Linked DNA regions of Homo sapiens: region 2 is linked to region 1. A link is a loop called in an ENCODE intact Hi-C map of the cell type or tissue named here. Cell type or tissue: heart left ventricle. All regions are shown on one strand.

Evidence for each region. Peaks named below come from ENCODE experiments on the same cell type or tissue, not always from the same donor. Only the 100,000 strongest peaks of a DNase experiment are listed, where the experiment ranks them.
Region 2: a loop joins it to region 1, with 1.9 times the contacts of the local background. A loop is called at or near these places in 8 of 110 quality-filtered maps.

Annotation. Positions count from the first base shown.
Region 1 is chr1:184,478,552-184,486,551 of GRCh38, reverse strand. All of the region lies in intron 2 of C1orf21 (chromosome 1 open reading frame 21), which reads right to left. Among named protein-coding and RNA genes, the nearest start is that of C1orf21, 96 kb to the right of the region's middle. In heart left ventricle, a CTCF peak has its summit at 3,111 (motif pointing right); DNase peaks (open chromatin) are centred at 2,221 and 4,321; H3K27ac peaks cover 4,642 bases.
Region 2 is chr1:184,617,443-184,625,442 of GRCh38, reverse strand. It overlaps C1orf21 (chromosome 1 open reading frame 21), which reads right to left. Exons shown (of 6, transcript NM_030806.4): 6 at 1-5,925. The coding sequence ends at 5,887. All of the region lies in intron 2 of LOC107985236 (a long non-coding RNA gene), which reads left to right. Among named protein-coding and RNA genes, the nearest start is that of EDEM3, 130 kb to the left of the region's middle. In heart left ventricle, a CTCF peak has its summit at 3,111 (motif pointing left); a DNase peak (open chromatin) is centred at 3,102; H3K27ac peaks cover 3,962 bases.

The sequences.
Region 1 (8,000 bases):
AGAGTGAAGAGGTGGGGCCAGTCTACTCAGGCCCATCTACTATTTATAACAAGTGCTTCCATGCTAATTGTGCACTGGCCTTGTTCTGGACGCTCTCCTTATTAACTATGTGTTCCTCCTCAGAACTCCAAGTGGTGGATACCATTATTACCTCCATATTATAGATTTGGAAACAAATGCAGCTAAGTTATAAATCCAAAACAGCACAGGCAGTGGTGACACTGGAATCAAACCCCAGCTGGTAAGACAGAATTCACAACTACTCCATTCCATGCTCACATACACGCATGTTTCATTTTCCCTATTGAAATGAGCATCAGCATGGCCCAGGAACCACCTAAAAGGAAATAAAACTAACATATTTTGAGCACCTTCTCTGAGTCAGACACTGGGCTGAGCACTTTTACTTCAGAAGAATGCAGTTAAAAGCTCTGAGCCAAGGTCGACTGGCTTCTGTGATTCCATGAGCCCCATGTGCACTTCGAGCCATTAAGACCTTTCTGAGGCTCAGCTCAAGACATCAGGGAGTCTTCAAAGCCTAAACCCAAGACCATGTTCCTCACTTATCTTGACTTAAATTTCTCAGCTTTTATGACTATAATCTGGCCTATCACAAATCCGTCAAACACTTCTCCTGCCCTTAGGGCTCTTTACTGTCTCCTATGATTCACTAAAAACAGAAAAAGGGAAACATGATTTTCTCTCTCACCTTCGGGAAATAACAGCTTCAGAAGCCAACAGAAGCTTCCTTATGCCAGCAAAACAGCTACAGTAGAGGCAGCTAAAGTCTATCACTAAGCAGCACAGAGAGGAGCAAGGTGGCATTGCTCCTGTTCATTGGCCAAGCTGCCTCCCAATTCTGCCTCTCTGGTGGTCCCCCATGTACCCCTCTTTGCCCAAATCACCCCCTGACACACAAAAGGCTGAGTGTACACACCTAGTGCTCACTTAATGCATAGAGATTCCAAGCAGAAAATGAGGGCCACTGCCTCCATCAAACTCCTTTTCTCTTAGATCCAATAAAAACTAAAACTTGAAAGAGAAGGAAATTCTCACACTACCACTGCTACCTCTCAGTCACATAAATCAGCACTGTGCAATAGAAATATGTGAGTTATGTGTGTACTTTTAATGCTTCTAGTAGCCACATTAGATAAAAAGCAGCAGGTGAAATTCATCTTCATATATTTTATTTAACCTGATAGATCTAAAATATATCATTTAACATGTAATCAATAATTATTAATAAGCTATTTTATATTCTTTTTTCATATTAAATATTCATTTAATATGAAACTTAAAAGCTCATTTTACACTTACAGCACATCTCAATTAGGACTAGTCACGTTTCTCATGCTCAATAGCCACATGTGGCTCATGGGTACTGTGCTGGACTGCACTGACAAACATTATTCTCTCTGTTACTGTCCACAAACACAGGTATCTTTAATCCATCTTCGCTGAATGCAATCAAAAATTATGAGACATAAACAGTGAATTATGACTTTGCCTCCAAGTGCTTTTAATTTCTGAATAAATCTGATGTATTTTCTCATTTAATTTTCACCATAACCTTGTGAAATAGGTCTCACAGCATTTTAGATGAGTAATAGATTGGCATAACACCATCACACACACACACACACACACACACACACACACACACAGCCACAAGCATCTGTTATATGCTCTCATTTAGGTACACCCAAGGATCAGAACTTAACTGAAGCCACATAGCAATACAAAGTCCAAGTGAAAGAAAGCAGCCAAATTCTTGCTCGCTTTACTGCTGCTCAGTCTCACACCATCATTCCAGAAGAATTTACTGCAATAATCTAAGCCCCTCCATTTAAAGGGATGTTTATAAACATCAGGCTTAAGCCAAACTTGGCAGCAGTGCAGGCCACCTTAGTTATATGGGAGGGCTGGTTCAGTCAGTGCCCAACCTGATTCCTGAACAATCTCTCTGCCTCCAGCTCCTTGGCCATCTGGGAGCCCTCTGTCCTCTCAAGCCCATGCAGTTCCTGCCTTCGGGGAGCTAACCAGCTCACAAGAGAGATTAGACATATAAACAAATAAATCAAATAAACAAAAAGTATTCTGGGATGGCAGGAAAGAGATACCTTCTGAAGGTATTAGAGGAAGCTCTGTATAAAAGTTTATATTTGGAAAACAAGCAGGATTTAAAGACATGAAGTCGAGAAAACGGGCCCGTGCCAAGCAGAGGTCACCATGTACTGGAGGGCCTAGAGCAGCGAAGATGCAGGATAAGTTCACAAGGCTGCCTTGCTCAGTTGACTGAAGAAGGCGATCATGAAGGAACAGAGTACAAAACAAGGCTGCGCCTGTAATCTTAGCACTTTGGGAGGCCAAGGCGGGTGGATCACCTGAGGTTAAGAGTTCAAGACCAGCCTGGCCAAAATGGTGAAACCCTGTCTCTACTAAAAAAAAAATACAAAAATTAGCCGGGCGCGGTGGTGGGTGCCTGTAATCCCAGCTACTTGGGAGGCTGAGGCAAGAGAATTGCTTGAAGCCAGGAGACGGAGGTTGCAGTGAGCTGAGATCACGCCACTGCACTCCAGCCTGGGCGATGGAGTGAGATTCCATCTCAAAACACACATACACCCCCCACCCCCGCCCCACACACACACACAAAGGCAGCAAAGGTGGATATGAGCCACCTTCAGGTGCCTTGGATGTTCACTAAGGATTTGGGATTTATTGGCACAAACAGAAAGTTCTAGAGAAGATTTAATACCAACAGAGGAGTACTTTAAAAAGCTGATCTGATAGTGGTGCCAAAAAATGAAGAAGTAAAAACAGACCAAAAACAAGCAAAGGAACAAACAAGCAATAAAGGAGGTTAACAGGAGATTCCTCCTGAGGACACTGCAGTTCTTGGGGTGATGGGCTGTCACAGCCTAAACTACAGTGGTGGTAAGAAAAGCAATGCTAGGAGAGAGTGAGATTTATAGGATCTGGAAACTAACTGCAAAAGCCAAAAGTGACTCAAGTTTAAAGCCTACATTATTGAAACACTGGAAACAGAAAAAGCGCAGAAAAGGAAGTCAATATAACTGTAAGAGTTTCTCCCCACTTGGGGGCGGGCTGCAGGAGAGATCATGATCTCAAGCCTGACGTATTAATTTCCCTAATAAGGCCTAAATGTGTTCTATGCACCCACTTTAGTTGTCTAAGAGAATGACTGTTGAAAGAAATCCAATAAGCACTTGGCCTTCTAGAACTTGCTTAACCAGTTCATGATAACTTGAACCTGTTGGTCACTTACTTTTTGCAAGCTGGTCTTGGCAATCTGCTCAGCTGTCCTCTGAATGACCTCAGCAGATCTGCTGACCACTATTCACATCTGCCCTGACAACTGAGAGAAGGAAAATTCCAATCTGAAGATGAAACCTTCTGAAGTGGATCTGACCTCTGAAAGGGCCACAGTGTGTCAGGCAGAACTTTAGATCTGAAACTTTTTATGCTTCAACACTTAAAGTGAAAGAAAATATGTAAGTAAATATCACTGGTGAAGTTCCTTGTCAATGATTTCCTAAATTTTCTGAAATCTAGGAGTCAAGATGCCCATTTAGCATTTAATTCTGCATGGTGGAACATGCTACAGAAATTCTGTCACACACATTTGTTGTGGTGGAGCTCCTAAATAACCAAGACATCATGGCGCCCAAACTGCTTCAAAAAAATGGAAATTACCATTTGTATAAACACATTGGGCATCAAAGCTCCTGAGGATGTCTTCAGAAGCTTTGAAATTAAATTAACACCTTTAGGAAAAGGATCAAATGTGTGTGTACACACACTCAGAGACACATACTTCAGAGCCATCCCCAAATATGCCACCCTTCACAGACTTTGTCACATCTTCAACAACATGTGGTAATAACATTTAAAACATTTTAAATGTTTAGCTTTTAAAGCATAAATAAGGTCACTTTATTCGGTGAAAAACAGAGGGGTATTTTAGAAAGCAGAATATAATTGTCCAGGTTGAAATATATCCCAGTCATGGAGTCATAATTTCCTCTTGCAATGGGCGTTGGTCTCCAAAGACGGCTCCCAACAATTCCTCCTCTTTCTACGGGCACATTCTCAAGAGGTGGAGAGACTCTATTCCCTCAACTCTAGGCTGGTCTTATGACTTGCTTTCATCAACAGAAGGCAGCAAATGTAGCATTCTTGAACTTTCAAGCTCAGGTCCTAAGAGGCCTGGCAGCTTCCACTTTTTCTCTTGGAAGCCGGGCTGAAAAGTTTGGCTACCCAGCTGGAAAGAGTGGCCTTGTGGACAGAAGCCCAAATCCATCTGGGATAGCTGAGTTCAGCTGAGATCCCAGCTGTATGCAGCTGCATGACTGAGCCCGGGAGAGAACAACAGATGAACTCCAGCCATCCCCCAGAATCGTGAGGAATAATAAGCTGGTTATGTTTCAAGGTACTATGTTTGGGGTATTTGTTACACAATAAGAGACCACAGAAATAATGGGTTACAAATGGTTAAAAAGTGGGCCTATCACTATCACTCATCTGCCACCATCTGTGATCATTGTGGGATTTTGAAAACTTCTTCTCCTTGCGAATTAATTTAAGTGAAGAAACACAGACAAGACCTTAACTCGTCATATTTAAAATGTGATATTCAGTAATATCTAGGGTACTGGAACTGTCTTGACATTGGATTCTGGTAATTCTTCCCCCAGAGCCCTGCAGGGCTAGAAAAAGTATCTCCCTTGATTGGTGAAGTTCTCTCCCCATTGTATTCCTGCTGTATTTAACACAATCCCACAAACTTCCTAATATTTATGTTAGAGAGATTAACAAAATGATAGAATGCTGGAGTAAATAAAATTTCAATGTGGGTGTTGGGAGGATGAAGAAAATTTAGCAGAGGCCTTAAACGACGCTTTATGGCATGAACTACACAGAGGCACAGAGAGAGCAATGACCAGGTGGGCTTGGGGTAAACTGATTTTTAGCCCCAATCTTGACCCTCCCTGCACCTATACCCTTGCTGTAAATGCACTGTGGTCAGAGTGTGCTTTTTTGCCTAACTTTGGGCTCACTCATGTGACCTGCTTTGGCTAGTGGCATGTGGGTATGAGTGACAGTGTGCCAGCTCTAAGTCCAAGCTTCAGAGGCACCATATGTATCACTTGCACACTTGCCCTTCTGTGAAAGGAGATCATGCCCCCACTAGCTTGCTGGTCCCTGGAGAAAGATGAGAGATACATAGAGAAGTGTCACCACAGCTGACCCACCAATTCATAATCAAGAAAGAAACAGTTACTGTGGAATGCGACTGAGAGCTTCAAGTTGTCTTGTAACCAAGTATCCCCATTTTTCTAAGAGAGAGAGTTTTTTTTTAAGTTATTTCTTCTTTTCTCTTTCCTTCTTTTCCTCTGTTCCCATTTCCTACCTAGCTCTTCAGAAATGCAATCATAACCTTTACCTTCCCTTCACCAGACACTCACTACACTGGAAGCTTATCTAACTACGTGCTTACTTTGAAGCTCCAGGGCAGAAACTCTCTCCCACAAGGAGATTGCCTCAAGAGACAACAGTCAATTTGCAACCTAAAGTATGTCCCTGATGGAAGGCTCTCCCACCTGGAGAGTGTCTTGAGACAAAGGCCACTATACAACCTAGCTCTGCTTGTGATGCAGCCAGCTCGACCACCAGTAGATTAAGCACGAAAGCGAGTCACGCAGACCCCCAACTGCTCACTCCCTCCTCTGAATGCCATTCATGCCAAGTCCCCCTTTAAAAGTCCATGCTTTCTGCCCCAAAAGCAAAACAGTGCTCTTAAAGGCAGGAGCCTGTACCTCTTCCCCCAGGCTAAGCTATGGAATAAAGTCACTTTCTTTATGCCAGACCTCGCTCTTGTGAATTAGACTCTGCAAGTGGCAAGTGACTGAACCTGAGTTTGTTACAGTCTACGCAGCAATAGTTGACTAACACAAAGCTCCTTTATCAGATGCTAACATCTGCAAAATACACATGGTGCTTTAGAACAATAGAGTCTTCCTGGCTATACAAGTTGTGAAGGGATGGTTAAGTGGTCTCATTGCCAAGCAGAATGTAAGCACAACGTATTGAATATCACCAAATCTTGCTCTGACAATCTAAGGTTATCTTTTTAAAGACTGTCATTTGGTATTCGAAGTTCTCCATAATTTAACCCTAACTTAGTTTTCTAGCCAATTCTGTCCCATTTATAGTTTATGTTCCATTCATTAGTTCCATAAATTAGAATATTTATTATTCTTGAATAAGTCTTACATTACCTAGCTGTTCCTTTTCCAGTTTAGATTGAGACAGGTTTTGTTCTTTCAGTCCTTTAAGGCCAGGTTTGGATGTCATCTCTGTAAGAAATCTGCTCTGATTCTGCGGTTTAAGGCAGAGCATCTATCCCCTGACTGTTATCATGAGGTATGTCTTTTCCTCTTCGGGCATTTGGCTTATTCTACCTCGTAACACTTCCTTATCTTCTTACAAAGTCCTAGATGGCAAGGTTTATGGATTATTTACCTCTGTAATCTCCATGGCATTTAGCAAAAGGCCTTATACATAGGATACAGACCAATCAATACTTTTGTGCATTAAAGAATGAGGGCCGGGTGTGGTGGTTCATGCCTGTAATCCCCGCCCTTTGGGAGGCCACGGTGGGCAGATTGCTTGAGTCCAGGAGTTTTAGATCAGCCTGGGAAACATGGCAAAACCCTATCTCTATTAAAAATATAAAAAATTAGCCAGGTGTGAGCGCACGTGCCTGTAGTCCCAAAGCTACTCAGGGAGCTGAGGTGAGAGGATCACTTGAGCCCAGGAAGTCAAGGCAGCAGTGAACCCTGATCGCACCACTGCACTCCAGCCTAGGCCACAGAGCAAGACTGTCTCAAAAAAAAAAAAAAAAAAAAAAAAAAGACCTATGGGAGGCTGCACGGCATCAGGAAACAACATGGAGAAAGAAAGGTGGACTTTGGAGTCTGAGCAATCTGGATTCTAGCACTTCGTAGCTGGGTAACCTCGGACAAGTCCGTCTCTCTGTGTTCAGTTTCCAAGTATGTAAAATTTGCGTAGCACATATTTCACAAGATTGTTGTGAAAATTCAACATAAAAATGAATGTAAATGCCTTGCGATGTTTGACACATGGTGACGGCTCCATAAATGGTAGCTCTATTATAAAAATGATAATGACACAGGACATCAGGTAGAAGTTAAACAAATCCCTGATGTTAGATTATTTTCTCTTAAAAGTCAAGCGTTTCAGGATGACAGTAATGACTCTAGTTCCAATCAACTCTTTCCCTAAAAACTGTGGTTTCAGAGATCTGGACTGTAGTTTTATTAAGATGTTCATATATGTTACTCTTCTCCACAGTTCTCAATGCTATAGGTAGTTACCAGTAGAAACAAATTTGTTCCAGGCAATTAGTGCATCTCCTTGGAACAAAATGCAACAGTTTTCTTCCCAAACACACGAGTCCACTTTTAACTGTGGCTTAGCTCTTTCGTACCATTCCCAATTCTTCACCAGGAGACTAAAACAATCATTACAATGAACCAAAAGCTAGAGATTCTAAAAGTAGTAGAATTATTTGACAGTGACTGAATGATGCAGCTACAGTTATTTACACGTAAACATTATCTCAGTGAGGTTCTACAACATATCTCTATGATGTCCCTTACTAAGAGTTGAAGAAGTGTTTTTATAAATGAAAGCATCGTGCAAATGTCAAGTAGTAGGTATTATTGTTAAAATAATTCCACAAAAATTGCTTCATCTGCCTGGTACTAATTGAAATTTTGTTTATATATCCATACTTCAAAATAATCATCTAAGGGCCAATCTCAAGATCAGGCAAGCATAATAGCCTGTAAGTGGCCAGGTAATGTCAATGAGCAAACTGAACTCGGTGTGCATGCACCGGGGAAGCGTTAGCAGTTCACTGGAGGCCACAGCCTGGCTGCAGGGGCAATTGC
Region 2 (8,000 bases), 140 kb before region 1:
TTGAATGGAAAAACTGGCTTGAAATCTATTGCAAAACTTTCTTTGCTTGCTTGCCTGTCAAGAGAGAACAGTCCTTGAAGGTCTAGACTGAAATGCCAGGACACAGGGGCTATTCTCTCCCTTTAGAGTCAATGCCAAGAGGTCCCCCTAAGGCTGTAGAATTATTTTCAACTCTAGAGACCCTAAGGGACCTCTGCCTAAGTTTATGGTGTTCTTTATACTGCCTCTAAGTCTTACTCAATCAAATTCAAAGCCTTGGGCTAAAAATGGAAGCAAAGAAGGGCGAAATCAGGGTAGAGAGGGCAGACACTATCAGAATGAAGCCTTCAGTTTAGAGGTGAATCTTCCCGAAATACAGCAATTTCTGTGGTTCCCAAGTTGTAAGGGCCATTTCCCACATCATCTTGAAGGGACATGACAGCTGCCAGGTTAGAAAGAAGCAGGATCTTGGGGGCCAGATTTCAAAGGAAAACTGGATATGACAGCCCCTTTACACAAGGACATTGTTTTGGTTCCTTCGAGCAAAGTAAGTAAAGGTGGGAGCGGGTCCCGTCTAGGCAGCACCTTTAACAGTTGCTATGGAGACATGAGTCATCTTTAGAGGATGTGATTCAAGAAGCAAGAAGAGGAACTCTGAGGAGTTCTTGGGCTCTTCCGACCTTGGAACAAGTTATTTAAATGTCTATCCAAGTCATTACATGACTATCTAAAACATGTAAGGTCTCGAAAGAGATTTGCATCTAGTTTCAGTGCTTAAATGGACCTGGAAGATGCAGATCCCCAGTCCAAAGATGAAAAAGAGACATCAAACCCTAGCCCACAAGAAAGGATTTCAATGCAAGTCAGTGGTCCAGGCATTGCCTTTCCTCCATGCTTGGAGATCGGATTGTCCCAGACCCCCATGAAGGTCAAGACTTTTAACCTTAAAAAGATACAGTTTGTGATGAAACAACAAGACTTGGGAACCCAGGAAAGAAATCACAGCACTCGAAAGCCTGTTCTGGTTGCATCTGGTATCTAACTGCAGAAATACCAGGTTCCTTTTCCAGATGCTAGAAGGATTCCAAGGAGAGAAACGTGTGCCTAAATTCCCAAAGCCTTTTCCTCAGGGCACTGAAGTCCTACTGTTAGCCAGTGGCCTCCCCTGGTGTGTGTGCAGCTCAGATAGGGGAGGCCAAATAAAACACTCCCCATGAGGAAACCAAGCTGGTGAGAAGCCAGAGAGAGATTCTGGAAGGCAGATGCCCCCAGGGGTTGTTTTCACAGTGTTGCGAAGGGCATAGTCATAATAAAAAGAATTTGAAAAATACTTGAATGACATCTTTCCTTCTTTCAACATGGGCATTTATGTTGGATAGATGCATTCCACACTTAAGATCTATTATTTAGAACACGGGGGTAATAGATCTACTTCACAGGATTATCATGAGGATGACACAAAACAATTATAAAATGCCTAGCACAGTATCTGGCACAGAGTGAGTATAAATGACAAATATTAGCTCCTTTTTCCTCTTCTCCCAAGATTAGATTCCAGATAAGGTACAAGAGTCTCCTGAAAAACATGGCATAGCTTGTGAGTCCTAAGGTTTGTCCCAGAGGTATTCACTCATAAGCCTCATCTTTACCATAGTTTTTTGACCCCTTTCTAGAGACATACAAAAAGGTGACTGCCAAAGTCAAGGATACTATTCCCCCCTTGGAAAAATACATCCATTCATTGGCAAAAGGCAATTCATAGACCTCGTTCATGAAATTCCAAAAGGTTTATTGCAGGCACATGTGAGTGTGACAGCCGACTGCCTAACCCAGCCCCTCACAGGCACACTGGAGTCCAGGCATCCACCCATGACACCATGAGGCCAAAGTTCCTGCTTCGAGCCACCTTTTTATTATGCCCCTAAATACACATTCCCTCCCCACCAATCATGCCTTATTATTTTTTTTGGTTGGGGTTTTAAACAAGAAAAAGTCCAATCTCTGAGAGGTACGAAGACATAAAGCTCTGAGAATGCCTTCCAGCAGGGAAGTGTGGAAGGCAGATCTTATGTAAAATTATAGTGTGCAATCTAATATCCTTTTTCTTTAGGGGAGGCAGGAAGGAGAGAACTTTAGATACCAATTATTTTGCCTTTCATAAAGAACGTGTCAGAGTCCCGAAGTCTAAGATTCCAACTCAGTATTTTCTTGGATTAAGAATTTGAAAATATTTCTTCCTTTAAAACTCAACATGTTTAACAATGTTTCTTTTCTATGACTAGTAGAGATAGAACAATCTTAAATTCTTGCCCAGTGTCAAAGCAGGACTTGTAATCCACATGCCAACCTGCTTCACAGGCTATGAGGTAAAGTTTGTAAGAGGTATCATCTCTGTTTTTTAGCAGGCTTATGGAAGAGTCTTGCCCTAACAGAAAAACAGGGATGAGGCTGGGAAGAGGATAAAGTTATAGCAGGATAAAGTTATAAGAAGATAACAAAGCAGGATGACATCACATGGGACCAAGAAGGGGGCTGCATCATCCCTGGACCTGCTCCTGGGGGCTGTCGGATTGTGGGCGTGGCCGCTTTGGATGCCCAGGTGAGCCCTGACACAGAGGTGCTTCCTCACATTACAGTGAGGAGAGGATGGGGCCAGTACAAAGACTGAAGAACCAGCACTCCTCCTGGGTCCGTCTTTGCTAAGTTGAGTCATCCCAGCCCAGGCTCAGATGATGGGCACTGTGGACGGAGAGAGACCTGTCTTCCAGCAGGCTTCTGTGTGCGTGGCTGCTGCAGTTTCTGAGGGCTGACCCAGTTTTCTCATCTCTGGACTTTATACCTTCTTTGTCCCTAAATAGACCACAACACCACTCTGTGTTCTCTGCAAGCCTGGGGCTAGGAAGCATCGCTGAGGTAAAGGCCTTTTTTAAGGTTCTCTGCCAATAACAAACACGTCTTCAATTATGAGAGCAGTACTCCATGATCCTGAATCTCTGCCAACCAAAAGAAAGCTGTGCACACACTGCTGAACTTTTACAACTCTACAACTCAGAGGACATAAGGCATGTGTAAGCCAGCTGTAAATCTCGTTGACAGTCTTGCCCCACCCACTGGCCACTAGGCAGCTGGATTTCCAATTTCACCCCGGACACGGCCAGCCTATCAACCCTCTCTGCTTAATGCTCTCAGTTCATTTCTCATCATTTTTCTACCTCCACTCACCAGGCCACTTACCCTCCCTTCCTCCTTCCAGCTTCCTGAGCCCTACAGAGATAACAACTAGCAGAGTGCACCAGCACGTACATTGGATTATCCTTTTCATTGTGTCTGAGCCAATCTGCTTAATGTTCAGATACACGTGGGGAAAAAAAGGCAAAATATTTTTGTTTTAGATCCTTTCAGAAGGCACAAAAAAATAAAGTACAAACACGAATCACTTGACAATTTTATGATTAAAACCAACAAATGGAAAACAGACAGTGTTGGGTGTTGCTGACATAATCAAGCATTTCGTGCGGACCCACTCAACCACCCCATTTCTTGGATCTATTTCTGGATGTACCAAATGTGTCTGAAGATGAACTCACTTTCGCACATCAAAGATGTATCCAGTGTTAAACACCGGAGCCAGAACCCAGGTGAAAATCTGCTGGTTCAGGGCAACACCACTTCCGGCTTTATTAAACACTCAAAAGTCAGGTTCCCAAGAAACGCTTGGATCTATGCGCAAGTATAACATGTCAAAACTGTTAAATGTGACCATGAGAAAAATGACATGAGCATGTTTCATCTTTGGGTAGAGGGTGGTGGTTTTCTGGGAAGACACTGTCTGAGACACCGAGTAGAGAAGTCAAATGGAAGACGTTTAGCATGTGCTTAATTCTTGCTTGATAAGAACAAGAAATCCCGGAAAAGGTCACCCACAGAACGGTAAGCAAAGTCCCCAGTGAACAAGTTTGAGGTGGGGCTTAGCAGTTTGTTTACAGTTGTGGAAAACTGTTTTAGTCACTTGGCCAAAAACCATATGAGGGGAGGCAACCTGAAACCCTAGACTACTTGACTCTCCCTGCATTTTTCTGCTAGAAGCAGGATAAAAGGCCTAAAATTTTGGCTGCATCTCTATTTATGTAACAGCCACAGCTGCTCCCCAAAATAGCTGCTGTTGGCCAAAAGAATTACGGGATTTTGTTGCTAATATGTGAATCTATAGTCAATAGCACTCTGCTAAGTTTCCTTCCCTTCCCTTTTGCCGTCCCAGGTCTAAAAGGAGATAGGGAATCTCATTATTTGCACATCAATGGTGCCATCAGTTGGATGTGGATAGATTTTAAAATCGAGGCTCATCTTTTCGGCAAGAGCAAATTGACATAGAACATCTTAACTCTCCACCTTCTGCAGGCGGCAGTGTGGCTAATATTGAGGCCCTTCAAAGTCACAACTCCAAAAGAGAGGAACATACAGTGCTCCTGTGATTTTGTGGGACAAACCCAGACCCGGACTGCTGGCGTGGCATTTAATAGGATGCCCTCCCCTGAAAGTAACAAAGAGAACCCTCGTCAAAGCTATCAAACACATTAAAAAAATACAAAAGTTATTTTCTCCTTTTGATTGCTATTTACTTGTGACAATATTTGTTAAAAATATCACTTCTGTCTTTGAGAAGAGATCATTCTCTTCATATAGTATGGAAAAATAAACTCTGCTGAACACTCAGTCAACATTCCCCACCACTGCCAGGGGCTTTTGGCTTTCACATCTCCAAATACCATCATCAGCATAAAAGTATTATGTTTTTGAGTAGGCAAACACTTTTGCTATGTCTAGTGTGCTGGAAGTAAGAGAAAAAGGAAGTGGCAAGGCTCATGTAGCATTTTGAAGGGGGAGAGTTACAAAATAGGATGGTTTATTTGCTAACAAAATGAAAGGTAACAAGGTGGTTTCAGGCCTTCCTAAAAAGTCATAGGATGTCCCCTCACCTCTTAGACCACTTTCAGCCTTGCTAATGCTTGGTAGATTCTTAATGGAAGGGTAGGGAGCCCTATAGGCTAATTATCAGTGTCAATGCAAAGGAGGGCTCAACTTCTGCACCCAGGATCATCTTAAAACACTGAGCTGGATGAATGGGAGAAGACAAGGATCCATAAAAACAGTAAAATGTTTATTTTCTTAGAAAAAAAAGTGAGGAAGAGGGATTCAAAATGATTGTGATCACACTTCCATCTGCATCTGAGCAAAGCCAATGTTGCAAGCTTAATTCTTGATTAAGATACCTATTAAATCAAACAACCTGCCACTCACTCCTACGTCACTTCCAGGAGTCACATCACAGCATGCTTTTAATTGATAATAGCTTCTCTACTTCTTCTGAGCAGAGAAACAAGGCTTGGCATAGCAACCATCCCATCTCCAAAGCTCAACACTGCCAGTGAGAAGCAAGGCTCAGTCCATCTCTAGACTGCGTGCGAGAGATGGGGAGGAAGGAGAGAGGGCAGGAGATGCTTGTCTTAGAAGCAGAACCAGTTTAGAAGAGAAGTTTGTTATCTGAGTTCACCACTACCTCATCTTATAGAAAATAGGTTGGAGAGCATCTGTAAAACCAACAGTATCTTTAAGGTGAAATTGCAGAATTTTGCTGCATACCTGGACACAAGAGAAGTGAAAAGTTGCAACAAGTTTTAACTAGCAGCAACAAAGAAAGTTCGATAACAGTTTTTTTTGTTTGTTTTTAGCAATATTCCTTTGCAAGTTCATTAAGAAACACTGTAATTTAATGGGGCGTACAATATGGAACGATCTTCTTTTGCTATAGTGCTGTTCGCTGAATAGAACCGACCTTTGCAAAGATTTCAACTGGGGTGTAACCTATTTACACAGTAGTAGCTCCTGGTTTGAGTGGTAAAATTGGTGCTATGTGATATCCTCTTCTTCCGAACAGTAATCCCGACCCTTGGAGGGAAAAAGAAAAAAGAGCATGTGAATGAGAAATTCAAAGCAGAGCCTGAAATAGTTACTTGTAATCAATTTTCTCTCAATATATGTCTCCTTGCAACAGAATCCAGGCTTTGTCAGTGATAGCTGGCACAGGGGTAGCTACGTCATAAATACATGTTAGCCAATTTATAAGCTATATATACTTCAAGGCATGACAGTTTTACCAAGCCCCAAATAAGCCCTTACTTTATGTTGGTAAGAATTTATATTATAACAGCCATATTCAAGAGTCAGCCTTTCACTAAGAAATTACCAAATGGCCAATCCATTCAGGAGATCAATTTCTTATCAGGAAGAATGAACAAGCCACATTCTACAGCTACATCCCCGTGCCTGAAAATCAACATTCTACAGACAGCATACAATCCAGGGATGTCTGAGTTTAATTCACTCTAAAACGGATTACAAAAAACAACAAACAAGAATCCTTAAACACGCATAACAGGTCTGTGCTTGGTATGTGTGGGATGCACAAGAAAGGCAAAGATGCTTCTGATTCATTTGCTAACTAAAACAGGTTATCTGAAGCTCTAAGGACTATGTACAATGGTTATTTGTGAACATATTTTATCCTCTCTCCTCTAGGTCATAAACTCAATGAAGACATGATTGGGGCTGGGCTTTAAGGATCCACATTTAACCGAGCTGGCTTGTCTTGGTCAAAACACATGACTCTCTTGGTCTGTAACCCATCACAGGGCACCTGCCCTGCCTGTGTCCGATGTCATAGATAAGGGTTTTGTAAAAAGTCAGGTGTTATTATTATTTGTTTCCTTCAACTTTTTCTTTTTCTTTTAAAATACACACTACATGTTTCATTTTTCTTGGGGGGGGGGAATGTTCTTTTAAAAGCAGAACTTATTTCTAAAAGTACCAATACTTAACGATACTAATAATAATTTTGCATATAACTATTTCTCAGATGTATTACATGTTTTTTGGTCACATTATCTATATAACAGAAATATTTTACATTTTCCTAATATTTAAGCATTATCAAAATGGATTATTTTGTGCCACGTGGCTGGGTGCTAATCTTGACTCTGTGACTTCCTAGCTCTGGGATCCTGGTAAAATTACCTCTCTGTGTCTCAGTTTCTTCATCTGTAAAATGAAGAGAACAATAGTACCTATTTCACAGAATAGTTGAAGATTAAATGAGTTAATAGTAATAAAGTGATTAAATCATTTCTGGCACATACTTTTACACATGATGTATATGTGCCCATGCCCGTGTGTGTTTGGCAAATTACAAAATACTGCTGGCTGGACACGGTGGCTCACGCCTGTAATCCCGCACTTTGGGAGGCCGAGGCAGGTGGATCACCTGAGGTCAGGAATTTGAGGCCAGCCTGACCAACATGGTGAAACCCCATCTCTACTAAAAACACAAAAACTAGCTGGGCGTGGTGGCGGGCACCTGTAGTCCCAGCTATTTGGGAGGCTAAGGCAGGAGAATCGCTTGAACCTGGGAGGCAGAGATTGCAGTGAGCCAAGATCGCACCATTGCACTGCAGCCTGGGTGACAGAGTGAGACTCTATCTCAAAAAAAAAAAAAAAAAAAAAAACAACAACAACAAACTGCCACACAATGAAGTCTTCAGGCCTGTGGAAGCAGGTGGGGCTGCTCACTCCCATGCCAACTGGCCCCAGATTGCTTGCTCCCTTAGAATGGGATTCACCCCTTAGCATGTTTTGGTTTCCTCCATCATCAGATTGCTAACTCCCACCCCTACCGCTTGCAGAGTGTCTGAGTCCAGTGTCATCTCTAGGCTTGTTTTACTTGCTGCACAAAACCTCTCCTGAGCAGAGAAGCTGGGTAACCAGTCTTCCTGACATAAGGAGTGTGTACTTGCCAGTCATCCCATGGGCAGCCTCCCTGGTGACACTGCCCAAGCAGATGCCATCCCTAGCCTTGGCCCAGAACACTCAGGAGACATGCTCTGAGTCACACACTGGAGAGCTAGAAAGAACTTAAAGGTGCCTGGCCACTGGGGATTTATTTTTTAATCTGGGGAACAAGACACATA